Linked DNA regions of Mus musculus: region 2 is linked to region 1. A link is a loop called in an ENCODE intact Hi-C map of the cell type or tissue named here. Cell type or tissue: heart. All regions are shown on one strand. Each heading gives the region's core, and the rest is flanking DNA. Links, peaks and the distances in the headings are about the cores only.

What was found. Hi-C counts contacts between places; a loop is a spot of excess contacts. Peaks named below come from ENCODE experiments on the same cell type or tissue, not always from the same donor. Only the 100,000 strongest peaks of a DNase experiment are listed, where the experiment ranks them.
Region 2: it touches region 1 in a loop (2.7-fold over the local background); 8 of 42 quality-filtered maps call a loop at or near these places.

Annotation. Positions count from the first base shown.
Region 1 is chr9:21,237,592-21,245,912 of GRCm38, forward strand. Keap1 (kelch-like ECH-associated protein 1) reads right to left here and starts at 1,741. Exons shown (of 5, transcript NM_016679.4): 1 at 1-1,741. The coding sequence starts at 118. S1pr5 (sphingosine-1-phosphate receptor 5) reads right to left here. Exons shown (of 3, transcript NM_053190.2): 3 at 5,326-7,612. The coding sequence starts at 7,537. The coding sequence ends at 6,335. In heart, for the core only: CTCF peaks have their summits at 166 and 3,954; DNase peaks (open chromatin) are centred at 470, 1,260, 1,660, 3,950 and 2 weaker places; H3K4me3 peaks cover 4,359 bases; H3K27ac peaks cover 3,204 bases; H3K27me3 peaks cover 3,419 bases.
Region 2 is chr9:21,286,353-21,294,673 of GRCm38, forward strand. Kri1 (KRI1 homolog) reads right to left here and starts at 1,617. Exons shown (of 19, transcript NM_145416.3): 1 at 1,508-1,617; 2 at 1,347-1,420; 3 at 227-332. The coding sequence starts at 1,601. Cdkn2d (cyclin dependent kinase inhibitor 2D) reads right to left here and starts at 4,857. Exons shown (of 2, transcript NM_009878.3): 1 at 4,457-4,857; 2 at 2,111-2,980. The coding sequence starts at 4,597. The coding sequence ends at 2,621. It also overlaps a transcript of Ap1m2 not described here. In heart, for the core only: CTCF peaks have their summits at 1,694, 4,965 and 5,237; DNase peaks (open chromatin) are centred at 1,739, 2,859, 3,149, 5,049 and 1 weaker place; H3K4me3 peaks cover 5,590 bases; H3K27ac peaks cover 5,124 bases.

The DNA of each region.
Region 1 (8,321 bases), core at 31-8,030:
CCTTGCACTCCGTGGAGGCATACATCACTGCGTCCCCGGCCCCCTCGGGGCACTTTGACCACAGGGGCAGGAACTGGCTGCTGCGGGGAGCCCCGCTAAGCTTGGGTTCGGGCTGCATGGGGTTCCTGATGACAAGACACAGTTCCTCTGCTAGCCGTTAGGGGCCTGGAGGGAGGGAAGAGCACAGCGCTGGGAACAGAGGCTGGGTTAGACCAGACCCTGCCACTTTATTTTATTTTATTTGAGACAGGGTCTTACATAGCCTAGGCTGGCTTCCAACTCACTATGCAACCAAAGCTGGCTCCTCCCGAGTGCTGGGATTACAGTATGTGCCACCATGTCCAGCCAGGCTTCTTTTTTTGCAAGACTAAGCAATGATATCTAAGTGCAGATTTTGCCAAGCCAAGTAAACTGGACACAGCCGGCTCCATTCAAACTAACTTCTCAACTCGCGGGCCTTCAGGGCATATCATGTTCCTTTTCCTGCTCAGAATCACCCAACACCTTTCACCGAGCCCAAGAATGGAAACCCCAAATCGTCAATGGCCTGTAAAACTCCACACCCGCTTTCCAACCTCTTCACTGTTCCAGCCATCCTTCCCTCCCCTTGCCTTCGTCCAACATGTCAGATTCCTTTCAACACCACACCAACATTTACAGAGCCTGCCATTTATGTATTTGGGACTGCTCTGAGCTCCAGAGACACAGCGAGAAGACAGAAAAGGCCTAAAAATAAAGCAAGGTCTGTATAGGAAACACTAAGCGAACACCAAGCTCCTGGGGCAAGAGAGTGTGCAGCATCTGGAACACCCACGGGGAGGGATTCAGGAGACCCTTGGAGACCTGGGGCCAGGGGAGGAATTATGCTTTCAAAGAAGATGTGGGGAGACAAGAGAGGGTCTGCGTCTGGCTCCCCAGGTTCTGGGCTCAGCCTGGAGTCGCGACTCCGCGTGTTTTGTCTATTAGATCACCGTGGGGAGGGGGGGGATGAAATGCTCCAGGGGCCCCAGCTAGTGAGCGACTGTCACGCGTGACCACACTGCCGGAGCTCGGGCCTGGCATTGCGCAGGGGGCTGTGCAGCGGCCGCCCGGTACCCGGCGCCTGCTCCAGCGGCCTCCCCACCGCTCGGAGGCGCAGCCCTGACGCCGGGAGAGCCCGCAGGGCCTGGTCCCGGGCCGCGGCCTGGAGCGGCTCACTCACCCCGCCATGGCCGCGCTCTGCCTCCGCCTCCGCCGCGCGGGTCACGGTGACTAAGCACAGCGCGCCACCCTGTCACAATAAGAGTCCCGGGGCGCCGGCCGCGGGCGACCCCTACCTCTACTCGCCGCGGCCACCACCCTACGAGGGCTCACGGGCTCGGCGGCGGGGTGCGCGCTTGGAGAAGGGCACGCGCTTCCCCCCACCGCGTGCACGGCCCCACGCGCGACCGCGGGCAGCTCCCGGAGCTGGCTCCCCACCGCATCCTCCGCGGGCGCTCGCTCACCTCCGTCCCACCCCCCCGGGTGTCTCTGTAGGTGCCACGCGTCCAATCCGCGCCGCCGGGCCGCCACGCGCCGCGCTTCCGGGAAGAGAGGAGGGGGACCGGAGTGGGGGTGGAGGGCTCGGATCGGGGCAGCGGTGCTGCGGGGTCCCGGGCGGCACGCGTGGGAGGAGCGGGAGGGCGGAAACGGGCGGCGGGTACGCAGAGGCAGTTCCAGCCCTTCCTGCAGGTGCCGGGCGGAGGGAGCAGGGCGTGGGTCTGGGCGGCCCTAGGAGGCTGCCTCCGGGTTAGGCTGTCCGGTACGCCTCCAGCTGAACCTGCACCGGCGGACCCTCCCACAGCCTGCACGGTCCAACTAGACCCATCTACCTGGTTGCGATATTTATCTTCTTGTAAAATAACTTTTTAATGTTTTTATTTCAATTTGTATTTTACTTTGTGCGTGTGGGTGTTTTGCCTGTATATGTATGTCTGTGCAACGTGGGCTGTGCAGTGTCCCCTAAAGTTACAGGTGGTTGTTAGCTACCATGCAAATGGGGGAATTGAACCCTGGACCACTGCAGGAGCAGCAAGTACTCTTAACTGCTGAGCCATCACTCCAGCCTTATAACTTCTTTTTGAGACAGGCCTCATTACATAGCCCTGGCTGGCCTTGAACACACAGAAACCTTCCTGCCTCTGCCTCTGCCTCCTTCGTGTGCTGTGGTTAAAGGCTGGGATATCACTCTGGGCTTTGTGTACATTAATTTGTGTGTGTGCTTGTGTTGAGGTCGGGGACGGCTGGCAGAAACTGATTCTCTTCCCCTATGTGGAGCCTGCAAAGTGCAGCTCGAGTGCTCCAGAGACACACTCTCCTCTCTGTGTGTTCATGTTTTCATGAGGAGAGGTATGGCATTCATCTGAGGGTGTTGGAGTGTTGGAATGCCCAGAGCTGCCTCTTTGTATTTCTCGTAACATCTTTATATATTTTTAATGGTAAGAGATACTTATTTGCTGCATATGGCATTTATGAGAGAAAGTTATTTTCTTGAACTATCAAGATGGCTCAGTGGGTAAAGGAGCGTCTGGCCAATTCTGGCCACCTAAGTTCCACCTCTGGTACTCACATAGTAGTAGAAAGCTTCCTCCTTCAGGTTGTTGTCCGATAACCTCCACATACACACATAAATTAACTTTGAAACATAAAGTTAAGCCAGGCGTGGTGGCGCACGCCTTTAATCCCAGCACTTGGGAGGCAGAGGCCAGCCTGGTCTACCCAGTGAGTTCCAGGACAGCCAGGCTACACAGAGAAACCCTGTCTCGGAAAACCAGGAAAGGTGGTTTAGAACACGTGTTGCTTTTGCAGAGGACCTGGAGTCCACTGCCACGATGCCTCACAGCCATCCATAGCTCCAGTTCAAGGGGACCCCATGCTGTCTTCTGACCTCTGTGGGCACCATGCAGGTAGGTGGTGCGCAGACATACAGGCAAGCAAAGTACTCGTGTACATAAAAGGAAATAAATCTAAAAATAAGAATATTGAGGGGACACATCTGTAATCCCAGCCACCAGGGCACTGAAGCAGGAGGATTACCTCCAGTTCACAGTAAGCCTGCTCGACCTAGCAAGACCTTATATCAGAAAACAAATGAATAAATATCAAAGAAAAGGATAGTTTCAAAAGAAATTTACCACGGGAGTCTGAAGCAGAGGGTTGAATGTTTGAGAACAGCCCAGACTACACAGTGAGACTCTGTCTGGGGTCAGGGAGGCAAGGAAAGCCAGGCATGGTGTCGTATACCCTTAATTTTAGAAGAAGCAGAGACAGGTGGATCTCTGTGAATTTGAGACAAGCCAGGGCTCATAGCAAGTTCCAGGCCAGCCTGGACTGCATGGTAAAACCTTACTTTGTTCTATTAACTTAATAATTTAAACAAAACAACAACAAAAATGCAGGACAGCTGAAATTGGGACACACTTGTAATGCCAGCACCCAGGAAGCTGGAGGAGAAGGATCAGAAAAGTGAAGGACGTCCTTGGCTACAAAGTGGTACAGCCTGCCTTACATAGTGAGACCCTCTTCCAAAATCAAAATGGCAAAAAACAACAACCAAAAAACCCATCTCAGGTCATTTTCCCACAGAATATGTCTGGAAGGTCTCTACAAATCCCAACAGTGCTTTTTAAATTTGGTATTTAAATAGGGAACTGAGTACTTTTTAAATTTAATATCAGAATCTCTAAGTTCCCTACTGTTAAACCACCAAGCCAACACACCAGGAAAGATATGAGATCTGAGGGAGGGTCTCTGGGAGCCAGCCGGACTGTATCCCCACCCCTCACCCCTGCTAGCTTTTCGCGAACTTCTGGGGAAAAAATTCATTTTATGCAAGTTGGCCCGCAATCCCAACCTGAGCGCATCCCCTTCACCACCTGCTTTCACTCTGCTTGCAGTTCCCAGAATTACCTCAAGGGACGCGCTGTTCCTTAACCAGCGGCTAAAAGCAGAACCCAGGCAATTCTCAGAGCTACTGCAAGGTGGCGCCCACACCCAGAGACTTCAAGGGAATCTTAGACTAAGAGCAGCGAATACCAGGCAAGCCCCTCCTGCATGGGGGTCCCAAGGGTAAAGCCGTACTAAGACCCTGGGGCAAGGGAAATCTGTTAGTTTCTTCATCTACCAAATGGAGGTTGAGGGCTGGGACTGGGTTTTGTCGCCACACAGCATAAGCCACGTGTGGCAGAGCACACCTTTGCTCACAGGAAACAAAATTCACAAGTATAAAGTCGTTTTTTTGGCTTCGTAGTATATTTAAAGTCAGTCTGGGTACAAGAAGCGTTGTCTCAGTGTGGGGGCTGCGGGGTGTGTGCTCATGCTGAACCTGGAGTGCACAGGAGCAGCCTCGACGTGCAGAACCATCTGAGTCCAGGAACCTGTCCACGGCACAGAGCAACCTTGTCATTGGTGTCAAGGACCTCGCATGAATATGAACCAGATGAACATGGCCGAAGTTGACATACAAGTTTAATGAACAGTTTAAACCTATGCTGTCTGTGGGGGGTATGGGGGGAAGCGGGTAGGAGCAGGGAGCAGGCATGAGGGGGCACTATTTGCAGGATGGGCGAGTCAGGTGATGCTGTTCTGAATCTGGTTGGGGAAGGCTGATGAACAGTCTAAAAGAGCTTCTCACCGTAGGGAATCGGTAGATGTTTGTCATAATTAGTGAGAAAGCAAAGCAAAGCAAACAGGGGTGGGGGTGAGATGGTAGGGCAAAGGATATTCGGGGGATAAAGGTGTTTGCTGGCAAGAATGACAGCCTGAGTTGGATCCTTAGGATCCCTGTGCTGGAAGGAAAAAACCGACTGAGGAAAGCTGTCCTTTGACCTCCGCCTGCACTCCTGCTGTGCCCAATGGGTACCCGTACATATACACAGGCACAAAATACATAAGTAGATAAAGGCTTTTAAGACACAGTCTCAAGCTGGGCATGGTGGCGCATGCCTTTAATCCCAGCACTCGGGAGGCAGAGGCAGGCGGATTTCTGAGTTCGAGGCCAGCCTGGTCTACAGAGTGAGTTCCAGGACAGCCAGGGCTACACAGAGAAACCCTGTCTCGAAAAACAAAAACAAAAACAAAAAACAAAAAGACACAGTCTCACTATGTAGCCCAGGCTGGCCTGAAATGATGTTGCTGTAAAGTAAAGGCATATCCAGGACCACCCCCACCCCCACCCCACCCTGCGCAGCCCAAATTAGCACTCAGAAGTTCCAGGCCAGCCTGGTTTACCTAGTGAGTTCCAGGCCATCTGAGGCTGCATAGTGAGTGTCTCTCTCAAAATAAACAATGAATAAATAAACAATTTTAAACATTTTAAAAGATTTATTTAGCTTGTTTGTATGAGAGTTTTGCCTGCATTCAATCTTTGTACCATGTGCATGCCTGGTGCCCTCAGAGGTCAGATGAGGGCATCAGATAACCTTGGAACTGAAGTTGCCAGAATCACCACTTGGGTGCTGGGAATGGAACACAGGTCCCCTGCAAGGGTAACAAGTGTTCTTAACTGCTGAGCCATCTCTCCAACCCCAATAAATAAACACTTTTAAAGAGGATAGTTACAACTTTCTGGGGGAAAATTAAAAAAAAAAATCAATAGATGAATGAATAGATTCTGAAAGATCCCAGTAAGGACAACTCCTTGAATTGTTTTTATTGTGGTTGTAATTTGTATGAAGAACCTGTCCACACTCTGGAAGTTTGGCAGCTGATATCTGACAGTCTCCAGAGCCAAATTTCCAGACCTAGGCTTACCTTTGTCCACAGCTCTGTTTCCTCTGTAGCCAGCCACTACTCCTGCCAGCCCTTAGCACACTCTTATCTAGACATCACCTGGTTCTGAGCATTCTTGGAGCCCCGCTCTCCTTTATCCCTTCATCTTTTAGCCATTCCCCTTGAACTTTGGTAGTCACAGGGTACCTGTGGAGGTCTGAATCCAGGAGAGTCCCTCCTTTGTTTAGAATTCTCTATGGCTCCCACTTCACTCAGAGCCAAACCTAAGGACTTCCTCAGAACCAACAAGACTTCCCCACAACCTGCCCTTTCATCTCCTGCTCCTCAATTTCTGCTGCAGCCATATGGAATGGCTCTCCTTCAGGGCTTCCCAGCTTAGGTTCCACTACCTGGATACCTTCTCATCACTTTCTTCTTTCCCTTATTGTCCATCTCAGATCCCGAGTGCATTTTTGTCTGTTCTTGTTATGGGGTGATCAATCACTTTCCCTTCTTTCTTGTATGTCCCCCTCCGTCGCTGGCTATTTCCTACAGATGATGCGCTTATTTGGCGAGTCAGTCTGTTCTTGCAAAGGGTTGGGAAGCGTCAGTCTGTAGCAGTAGGCACCAGGCTCCGGTTGGCGGTTGCTACTCCAGGACTGCCGGTGGAGCAGCTGGTGTCCACCCCGTCCTGCTGGGGAGACAAGTGTTCTGATGGGCTAGAGCTGCGATCCAAGGTTGGTGGCAGGCAGCGTCGCAGGCCACCACCGGAAGGCCCGGCAGCACTGGGGGATCGCTGCAAGCTGTTGGAGGAGTCTTGGTTGCAGGGTCCGCGGCCACAGCAGAGCAGCCGCAGGAGCGCGTGGCGCAGATCTCGGTTGGTGAAGGTGTAGATGATGGGATTCAGCAGCGAGTTAGCCATGGCTAGACCCAGGAAGGGATCGGCCTGCAGGAGCACGGGACACGCGCGGGCTGGGCACGCGACATCCAGTAATAGCAAGAGAAACAGCGGTCCCCAGCAGGCCACGAAGGCCAGGAGCACCACGCTAAGGGTACGAAGCAGGGCCAGCGACCGCGGCGTGTGCCGGGATCGCGAGGACGAGGTGGCCCTGCGGGACCCAGGACCCGCCCGCAGGCGACGCGCGTTGGCCCGCACCTGACAGTAAATCCTTGCATAGAGCGCACAGATGGCAGCCAGGATGCCCAGGAAGGCCAGCACGCAGAAGAGCACATAGGCCTTGGCGTAGAGCGGCAGCACGGTGGAGCAGGTTTCCAGGCGTCCTAAGCAGTTCCAGCCCAGCGCGGGTAGCAGCCCGAGCAATAGCGACGCGCCCCAGGCGGCCACCGCCATCGCCAGCGTGCGAGCGCGACTGGCGGCGGGTGCGGGTCCACGACGGGCCATGGTAAGGTGGCGCTCTAAAGCAATGGCCAAGAGGCTCAGCACCGACGCGGCGAGCGCCACGAAGACGCCCCCCTCACGCGCAAACCAAAGCGCAGGCGACAGGCGCAGCGTGAGCGGCCCGGACAGTAGGATGTTGGTGGCGTAGGCCGCCCCGGCGAGCAGGTCCGACAAAGTGAGGCTGCCAAGGAGCAGAAACATGGGCGCATGGAAGCGAGGGTGGCGGACCAGCACCAAGAGCACAGCCAAGTTCTCCAGCACAATGAAGGCACACACAGCCAGACACACTGCGGCGTCTGCGCGCAGGCCGGCGCCGGGCTGGTAGCGCGCCCCGCGGAGCTTGCCGGTGTAGTTGTAGTGAAGGACAATAACCTCACTCACCGGCGCCGGCCGCAGCAGCCCGGGCTCCATGGGCTGCCCGCCGCCCGCCGCGGAGATGTCGCTGCTGTGTCCTGCCGGTCGTCCACTGGAGCACTGTGCAAAAGTCTACGGGAGGGAAGGACAGTCAGGAGCTAGGAATCCTGAAGAAAAAGAGCCCGGGAAGAGGGTCCCCAATCCCTGCGCCTCCCCACCACGCCCCCTGAGGACTTGAGAAGGTTTAGAACCGAGGAGGAATGTCTGGATATAGACACTCCACACGGAGACTATCTGGAAGGACTAGCCTGTCCTCATGGTAGCTCAGGCCTGTAATTCCAGCATTTGGGAAGCAGAGGCAAAGGTTCAGAAGTTCAGAGCCAGCCTTAGTCTGGAAAGATAGCTTAGCGATTAAGCCCTCTTGCCACACTATTCCAGAGGACTCAGGTTTAGTTCCCAGGACCCATATCAGACAGCTCAAAACCGCCTGCAACTTCAGCACCAAGGAACCACCCCTGTGCTGGGCATTTGCACACGGGTATATACTCGAAGTACTACTACTGGCTACATAGTGAGTTCTAGGCTAGCAAGCCTCCCAAACCAATACAACCACCCCAGCAAGATGGCTCAGCAGGTAAATGCCTGCCACCAAGCCCGATGACTTGAGTTTAATCCCCAGGATGTACATGATGGAAGGAGACAAGTGACTCCAAAAAGTTGTTTTCTTACCTACACAACACACAAAACAAATTAATAAAAGTTAATAGAGTATTTGGTTTTAAAAAAAAGAAAAAACAAGCCGGGCACGCCTTTAATCCCAGCACTTGGGAGGCAGAGGCAG
Region 2 (8,321 bases), core at 159-8,158, 49 kb after region 1:
CAGCTTAGCATGGCAACTGCTTTACCAACCCACCCCATTCCCAGCCTTTCTGGGTTTTTTGACACAGGATCTCATTATGTAACTCAGCCTGGCCCTGAGCCCTGAGTTATCAGCCTCCTGAGTACTGATTATGGGTTATACACTGCCACTCTGGGAAGGCATACACTTCATTCAACAACTCAATTCCATCCACACTACGACACTTAGAGAAGATCCCCCGCCCCACCTGTTCTCTGATAGAAGGTAGCATCTTTCTGGTAAATTCGAGGGTCCTTCTTCTTCAGCAAGGACAGAGTCCTGTAAAAGTCTCTCTCCTGCTGGGGATCAAATTCCTAGAGCAGGAAAAGGAAGTAGGGTTGACTTCAGGAGGAAGTTGGGACACATGCAGGTAGGGTGGTGACATATGAGAACAGGCTTCAGCAGGGCCCAGCAACCTTGAGGCCTGAGTGGAGGGGAGGGAGGAAAGGAGGAGAAGCATACACAGTGCTGTGTCTGGGCAGCTGTGGCTTTGACAAGAGTAAAGGAAGCGTTGGGCAGAGAAGTGCAATCTCAATAGGACACTGGAGCCCCACGTGGTGTACTAGATACTGCCACATCAGACTCTTGCGTTTAGGAGTGGAAATGTGGTTCCTAGGGACCACTAATCAGGATGGTGAGGTATCTGTGGTGATGGAGGATAAAGTGAAGATAAAGTAGACAGGATATGACAATCTCTAGGCATAGGGAGGGCTCTACTGGGTTAGTGGAGGAGTTCTGATGGGAAGTCTGGAGCCACATCTGGATAGTAGTGAGGATTTGGTATCTCCTAGATATTGTCACCCAATGGATGAGGGTGTGGACCTAGATGTTCTTATAGGACCCTATGAGATTAAGATAAGGTGCTCGGTCCTTCTGGGGAAATAGGAAGGATTTGGTAAATCCCTAGATACAAGGGAAATGGTGCTTGTTACTCAAGGGATTTAGATGCAATACATGGGGTTAGGGTCAGACTCCCGCTGTATATATAAATTGGGGTGCTCTAGGAGTCTTGCGGCTAAGTTAGCAAAGTAGGTAAATTCAGTGACCACCAGGAAGGGCCTATCTGTCACTTAAGGGATGGGGAGGGAAATCAAGAACATCCCCATAGGGTAAGGCACCTCTGTGCATCCAACTGAGAGCTCAGTGGTTGGGAGGCTTGGAGTCTCTTCCAGAAAGGAGGATGTATTTGGCGATCCCTGAGTTGAGGAGGGTACTGCCTGTCACTCTACGCATGGGGGCGGGTCCTGAAGACTCCGGGACAACCAAGCCCGGTTAGGGAAAGCCCCATGTACATGGGTAGGACGCGAAGCCGGGTTGCGGAAGCTCACCACATGCTCATCGCTGGAGTCAGACTCGGAACTGGAGTCGCCACCGACGTCCGGATCTCCATAGCGATCTTTCACTGTGGAATATACACGGGGTTCCTCATAGCTACCATCACCAGACCCAGTTCCCCACACCTTGGCCTGCGCAGGCGCCCCTCACTCACGTCGCTGAAGTTCCTCACGCTCGCGGTAACGGCTGTAGCGCGCAGCAAACGCTGCGTTCACCTTTAGGCACCCAGAGGCGCGCGGTTCCGGCATGGCGGCTGTGAGACCTAGCGCGCACGCGTGCAACCGCCCCTCCGGGGTGTGGCTTCTCTCCGGCACGCCCCCTGAGGGCTTTTCTTAAGGAGCATGTCCACTGCAGACGCAGTTTGCTCCACCCTCCGTTCTTCCAGGATCCCGTAGGCCTTTTGCTCAGCAGGCCACACCCACCGGGACAAGCCTCTGCGGGGAAAGGCCACAAGCCACCGCCCACCCTTCTCCACCCTGACGGCTCCCGGCACCCAGCTGACATCTGGGGGCCCCTTTCTACACTCGCGGTTTCCTGCCTCTCTTCCGTTCCGACAGCACCCGACCGCTGCCCCACCCAACTCAGTTACCCTGACGCCCTGGGAATGACCGTGTCGACAACCCCAGCACCCTACACCATCCATAGTCCCATCCTACCCTCCGAATACCCACCCCATTCCAGACTCCTAAATCTGAAGTCATCATCGCTGTCTTAGTTTAATGGGCCAAAACATAAAATAATCACACAAAACAATTTCTTTCCATAAAGCAATAAATATTTATATTTCAAACTCTGTACAACAGACTGGAAACCTTCCAAGAAAGAAAAATGAACTCATGTTATCCTTTTAATTGATTTGAAATGCTTTCCCTTCCCCCTCACATGCCCAAAGTAGATGGCTCACACTTCAGGGCTCTCTGAGCACAGCCTGCCAAGGTCACCAGCTTCCAAGGGGCCCGGGAAGTGATGACCTCACTCTGAGGCTAGGGCTTTAAACCCCTGCCCTGGTGCAGCCCCAGTGCAGAGGAAACTGAACCGTTTAGATGGCTGTTGCCTGTAGGAGCCCCTTCTTTGTCCAACACACCAAAAGGGGTGAGAAAAACAAATGAGAAACACCCCCCAAACACACACACTCAAGAAATCAACACCAATAAACCACAAACTGCTCCTCCCACTCCCTTCTTCAATGGACAGGTGTGAAAAGAGAAAGTTTCTTTCCTCTTTTGTTGACAAGTAACCCAGTAAGGCTGGAGACAGTGGCCTTGGGTCACATTGGGATCATCATGTGCCCCTGCAGAATGTCCATGAGGTTCTGAGCCCCTCTCTGCCGAGCCAACTCCAGGGGAGTGAGACCGGAAGCGTCCCTGTGGTGGAGATCAGATTCAGGAGCTAGGAAGCTGACCACGGAGCTATGGCCCTCTCTTATCGCCAGATGGATGGGGAGCGACCCAGTGCTGTCCAGGGCATTGACATCAGCACCATGCTCCACCAGAACCTTCAGGGTGTCCAGGAACCCGGTGCGAGCCGCATCATGCACAGGACTAGTACCGGAGGCATCTTGGACATTGGGGCTGGCACCTTGCTTCAGGAGCTCCAAAGCAACTGCTGGACTTCCAAACATCATGACCTATGGGGGTGGGGAGGAGAAAGTCAGGAGGTTCCCATTGGAGAAGGGTCAGGTAGAATAAAGAGGTCTACCACAAATCCAGAGCACAGAGAAGGGATCCTTAGGGAATGGGGACGCCCCCAGGAAAGTCAGGACCCAAGGGATCAGACTGGGACCCCAGAGAACAGGTTCTTTGAAAATAAGGACACCCCCACACACACACCTTCTAAGCCCCACCCCCATCCTTGTCGGAGACAGGATGTCTTTCTGGATGTCCTGGAATTCTCTCTGTAGACCAGGTTGGTCTCAAATTCTCAGAGATCCACCTGCATCTGCCTCCCAAGTGCTGGGATTAAAGATTAAGTGCTGGATTAATTTGTGTCACTACTGTGTAGCCCAAAGTTCTCTTAAGAACAACAACACAACAACAAAAAGCCCTAACTATAAAAGTGACTCTCATGAAAACATTAAAAAGCCAGGCATAGTGACGCTTTCATAATCCCAGGACCTCAGAGGCTCAGGCAGGAGGACAGTCTCAAGTTCAAGGCCAGTCTGAGATGCAAAGTGAGACTTTGTCTCAGAAATAAAAAAAGAAAATGAAGAAGCAAGAGAAGTAAAGAGAATGGATGAGAAAGGGAACCGGGCCAGGCAGTGGTGGCGCACGCCTTTAATCCCAGCACTCGGGAGGCAGAGGCAGGCAGATTTCTGTGTTCAAGGCCAGCCTGGTCTACAGAGTGAGTTTCAGGACAGCCAGGGCTACACTGAAAAACCCTGTCTTGAAGAGAGAGAGAGAGAGAGAGAACCAGGAAGGCGTCTAAAGCCTCTTTGAGGCCAGAGCAGTCCCATATCATTAGGGCTGTAAAGCCCCTTCAACACTACAATCTGGGAACTACATAGAATTTTTGAGAAAGAGATGCTCTAGACAATTTGGATCCCCTTTGTCGAGAAATAACTTCCTTAGACATAGGCATGATCTTCAGAATGTATGAGTACCCATGAAAAGGTGGGACTCTCCTATAAATGCCACCCAAATTACGGGACCTTCAAGCAATAAGGAATCGTTTTTGTTACTAGGCACGCAGAAGATACAAAAGGGGAAAAAATCTACATCACCTGCCGAAATGAAGATGTCCCTGAAATAACCAGAGATCCTTCAAGAGGGCACCTCAAAAAAAAAAAAAAAAAAGGCTATCTCCCTTGGAGAAGACATGCATGCCATCTTCCAGAGATCGAATATCTTTAAGGAGCCTCAAGAAATATGAGCTGTCCTCAAGGACTGGCACGAAAAGAAGATGAACCCACAGAATAAAGGTCTGCAGGGAAACTGAATCTGTCAGGCTATTAGACAAGAGCTGAAAAGCCATCCCCTCCCCCATCGCATCCTCACCACCCACCCAACATCAGAGCAAGCAAGGACTAAACCTTAAGGGATCACCAACCCGGGTCAGGAGACTTGTAGGGATGGGGTGTGGGGGCCGGGTGCCAGCCAGGCCTCACCTGCAAGGCCGTCTTGCCAAAGCGGTTCAGGGCGTCAGGATGCACCAGCTCCCGGTGAAGAAGGCGGCGGACCTCTTGCACGTCGCCACGGGCCGCTGCGCCACTCAACCGGTCGCCGACGCAGACTTCTTCCAGAAGCATAGTGGATACCGGTGGACTGTGAAACCCACCCAGCCCCAAGCCCAGTTAAGGTCAGGGCTGGGGAACCAGCAAGAGCTGGATCAGAACTCTAGGGACTGCGGTGCCACCAGGGCCAACTCTATGATCATTTGCCGGCCTCAGAGCCTGCGCCCTCCGCCCGTACGACCCCAGCGCTCGCAGCTAGCTCCTCCCCCTGTCACCGAGAGAGGCAGCGGGGAACCCCGCCCAGCCCTTCGGCGCCCGCCCCTTGGGCCGGGTCTCCCCAGACTCACCCTCCCTCCTTTCCTTGCGCGGGCGGGGTCTGCTCTGAGCCGGCACTGTACTGGCCGCCAGAGTCAGCCGCTAGTGGGCGAGGCAAGCCCGCCCCAGGCCCCGCCCAGAGCGCCCTTGTTTTCTTACAAACTCGCAACAGAGTAGCGAGAGCCACTTTGCCCAGAGCCCGACCTCCATTAGTCCCGCCTGCTGGGAATAACAGCCAATCAGCACGCGTTGCTGGGGAGGTTTGTCTCTCCCGTAGCAGTGGCGTGGCTCCTGATTGGTCAGCGTGCAGCGACCAGTGGAGCTGCCCGCCACAGCAGGAATTTTGGTTTTTCAAAACCGGCGGGCGGGCGGGAAAGAGGAGGAGGTTTAACTGACCCCAGCGGAGAGGCTGGAGACAGGCTGGCGCGGGCCCATCTTGGATCTTTAGCGCCTCCGGGAGGAAGGGAGGCAGGACTGGAAACTCCTATAACTGGAACATTTTAGTCATTCACGGACCGCGGAAATGCTAATAAGCAAGCTCTTACTGTGAAACTCGGAGCTTAGTTCATTCATTCGACTGCTGGGTTAAAGGAACGGCTTCTGAGTGGTAAAGCGCGGTGCCTTCTAACATTTTTGTTTGGTTGGCTGGTTTTGGTTTTTTCGAGACAGGGTTTCTCTGTGTATCCCCGGCTGTCCTGGAACTCACTCTGTAGACCAGGCTGGCCTCGAACTCAAAAATCCGCCTGCCTCTGCCTCCCAAATGCTGGGATTAAAGGCCACCACCGCCCGACTTTTGTTTGTTTTTATGTTTCTGCGGCAGGGTCTCTCTGTGTAGCCTTGGCTGGCCTGAAACTTATTTGATCTGTTTGAACTCAAAATCCACCTGCCTCCTCTGCCATTCGTGCTGGGATTAAAGGAATGGGCTACCAAGATGGTCTCCTTTAATTTATTTACTTATTTATTTATTTATTTATTTATTTATTTATTTATTTATAGAACCTGAAAGATGGATCAATGCTTTTGTAGAAGATTTAGGATTCAATATCAGCAACCATGTGACAGTTTAGCCATCAGTAACTCCAGCTTCAGAGATCCAACACCCTCTTCTGACCTATACCAACATGGTGCACATATAGACAATCAAATAGCCACATATTGTAATAATTCTCTTTTAGATTTTTCTACGTTTTTCAAGATAGGGTCTTAGTATGTAATTCTGGCTGTCCTAGAACTCCCTATGTAGGCCAGACTGTTCTTCACCTGCCTGCCTTTGCCTCCCAAGTGCATAGTATTAAAGGCGTGCCCCACTACTGCCTGACTCCTTTTTATTTTTTATGTGCATTGCTGTTTTGCCTGCATGCATGTCTGTGTGAGGGTGCCGAATCTAGAACTGAGCTGCCATGTGGGTGCTGGGAATTAAACCCAGGTCCTTTGGAGGAGCAAGAAGCCAGTGCTCTTAACTGGTGAGCCATCTCATTTCTCCAGTCTGGCAATTGTCTTTTTTTTTTTTTTTTTAAAGATTTATTTATTTATTATATGCAAGTACACTGTAGCTGTCCTCAGACACTCCAGAAGAGGGCGTCAGATCTTGTTACAGATTGTGAGCCACCATGTGGTTGCCGGGATTTGAACTCCGGACCTTCGGAAGAGCAGTCAGGTGCTCTTACCCGCTGAACCATCTCACCAGCCCGGCAATTATCTTTTAAGGTTTTCTTTTTTTTCTTTTTTAAGGGTCTTATATAGCCCAGGCTGGACTCCAATTGCAATATGTAGCCAAGGATAACACCCGAGCCTCTGAATGCCACTCCCAAGTGCTACTATGGTACAGTCCATGTAGTGCTGTACATGGAGCCCAGGGCTTCATGGAGGTGACGAAATCACTCTACTAACTGATCTATAAGCTACTGCCCCTAACATTTTTTTTATTGAGACAAGGTCTTTTATAGCTTAGGCTGGCCTCAAATTTACTACATCTAGACTAATCTCAAATTCCTGATCATCCTGCCTCTATCTCCTGAGTGCTGGGATTACAGGTCTCTGCCACCACGTCTATAGACTAAAGCCTATGGGGTGGGGGTGGGGGGTGGGGGGGAATGTTGTGTCTCAGGCCTTCATTCCCAGAGGCAGACGAATCTTTGAGTTCAATGCAAGTCGGGTCCACAAAGTGAGTTCCAGCACAGTTCGGGCTACACAAAGAAACCCTGTCTCGAAAACAAATGAAAATAATCCCTCCCCCTCAAAATAGACTAAAGCTAGAAATGTTAATTACTGAGAAAAGAATCATGGTCTAGCTCAGGTTAAGCAGTCCTTGTTGAACAGAAACTCGGCCTGACCAGGTCTGCCATGTGGTTCTGGGAGGTAAGTTTTACCAAGAAGCTCCTGAAGTGGCCATCTGTCCCATCCCACAGACACAGCTCCTGAGGTGGCCATCTCTCTCAGCCCACAGACACAGCTCCTGAGGTGGCCATCTCTCTCAGCCCACAGACACAGCTCCTGAGGTGGCCATCTGTCCCATCCCACAGACACAGCTCCTGAGGTGGCCATCTCTCTCAGCCCACAGACACAGCTCCTGAGGTGGCCATCTCTCTCAGCCCACAGACACAGCTCCTGAGGTGGCCATCTGTCCCATCCCACAGACACAGCTCCTGAGGTGGCCATCTCTCTCAGCCCACAGACACAGCTCCTGAGGTGGCCATCTCTCTCAGCCCACAGACACAGCTCCTGAGGTGGCCATCTGTCCCATCCCACAGACACAGCTCCTGAGGTGGCCATCTCTCTCAGCCCACAGACACAGCTCCTGAGGTGGCCATCTCTCTCAGCCCACAGACACAGCTCCTGAGGTGGCCATCTGTCCCATCCCACAGACACAGCTCCTGAGGTGGCCATCTCTCTCAGCCCACAGACACAGCTCCTGAGGTGGCCATCTCTCTCAGCCCACAAACACAGCTCCTGAGGTGGCCATCTGTCCCATCCCACAGACACAGCTCCTGAGGTGGCCATCTCTCTCAGCCCACAGACACAGCTCCTGAGGTGGCCATCTCTCTCAGCCCACAGACACAGCTCCTGAGGTGGCCATCTCTCTCAGCCCACAGACACAGCTCCTGAGGTGGCCATCTCTCTCAGCCCACAGACACAGCTCCTGAGGTGGCCATCGCAGGAGGATTAAGCTGTAGGCCAGCCTGGGCTAGATGGCCAGTTTTCAAAACTCTCAAACATAATCTCAAATGGTAGATTCTCAAATGATGGTTGACATCTGTAATCCCAGCATTCCCATTCAGGAGGCAGAGGCAGGTAGACCTCTGAGTTCAAGGCCAGTCTGATATAAATTGTAAATTCCAGGACAGCCAGGGCTACATAGTAAGGATCTGTCTTTTAAAAACAAAACAAAACAAAACAAAACAAAACAAAACAAAACAACGCAGACAGAAGAGAAGACTTATTCTTTAAAAGACATACTGATCTTCTCTAGGACTTGAGTTTGGCT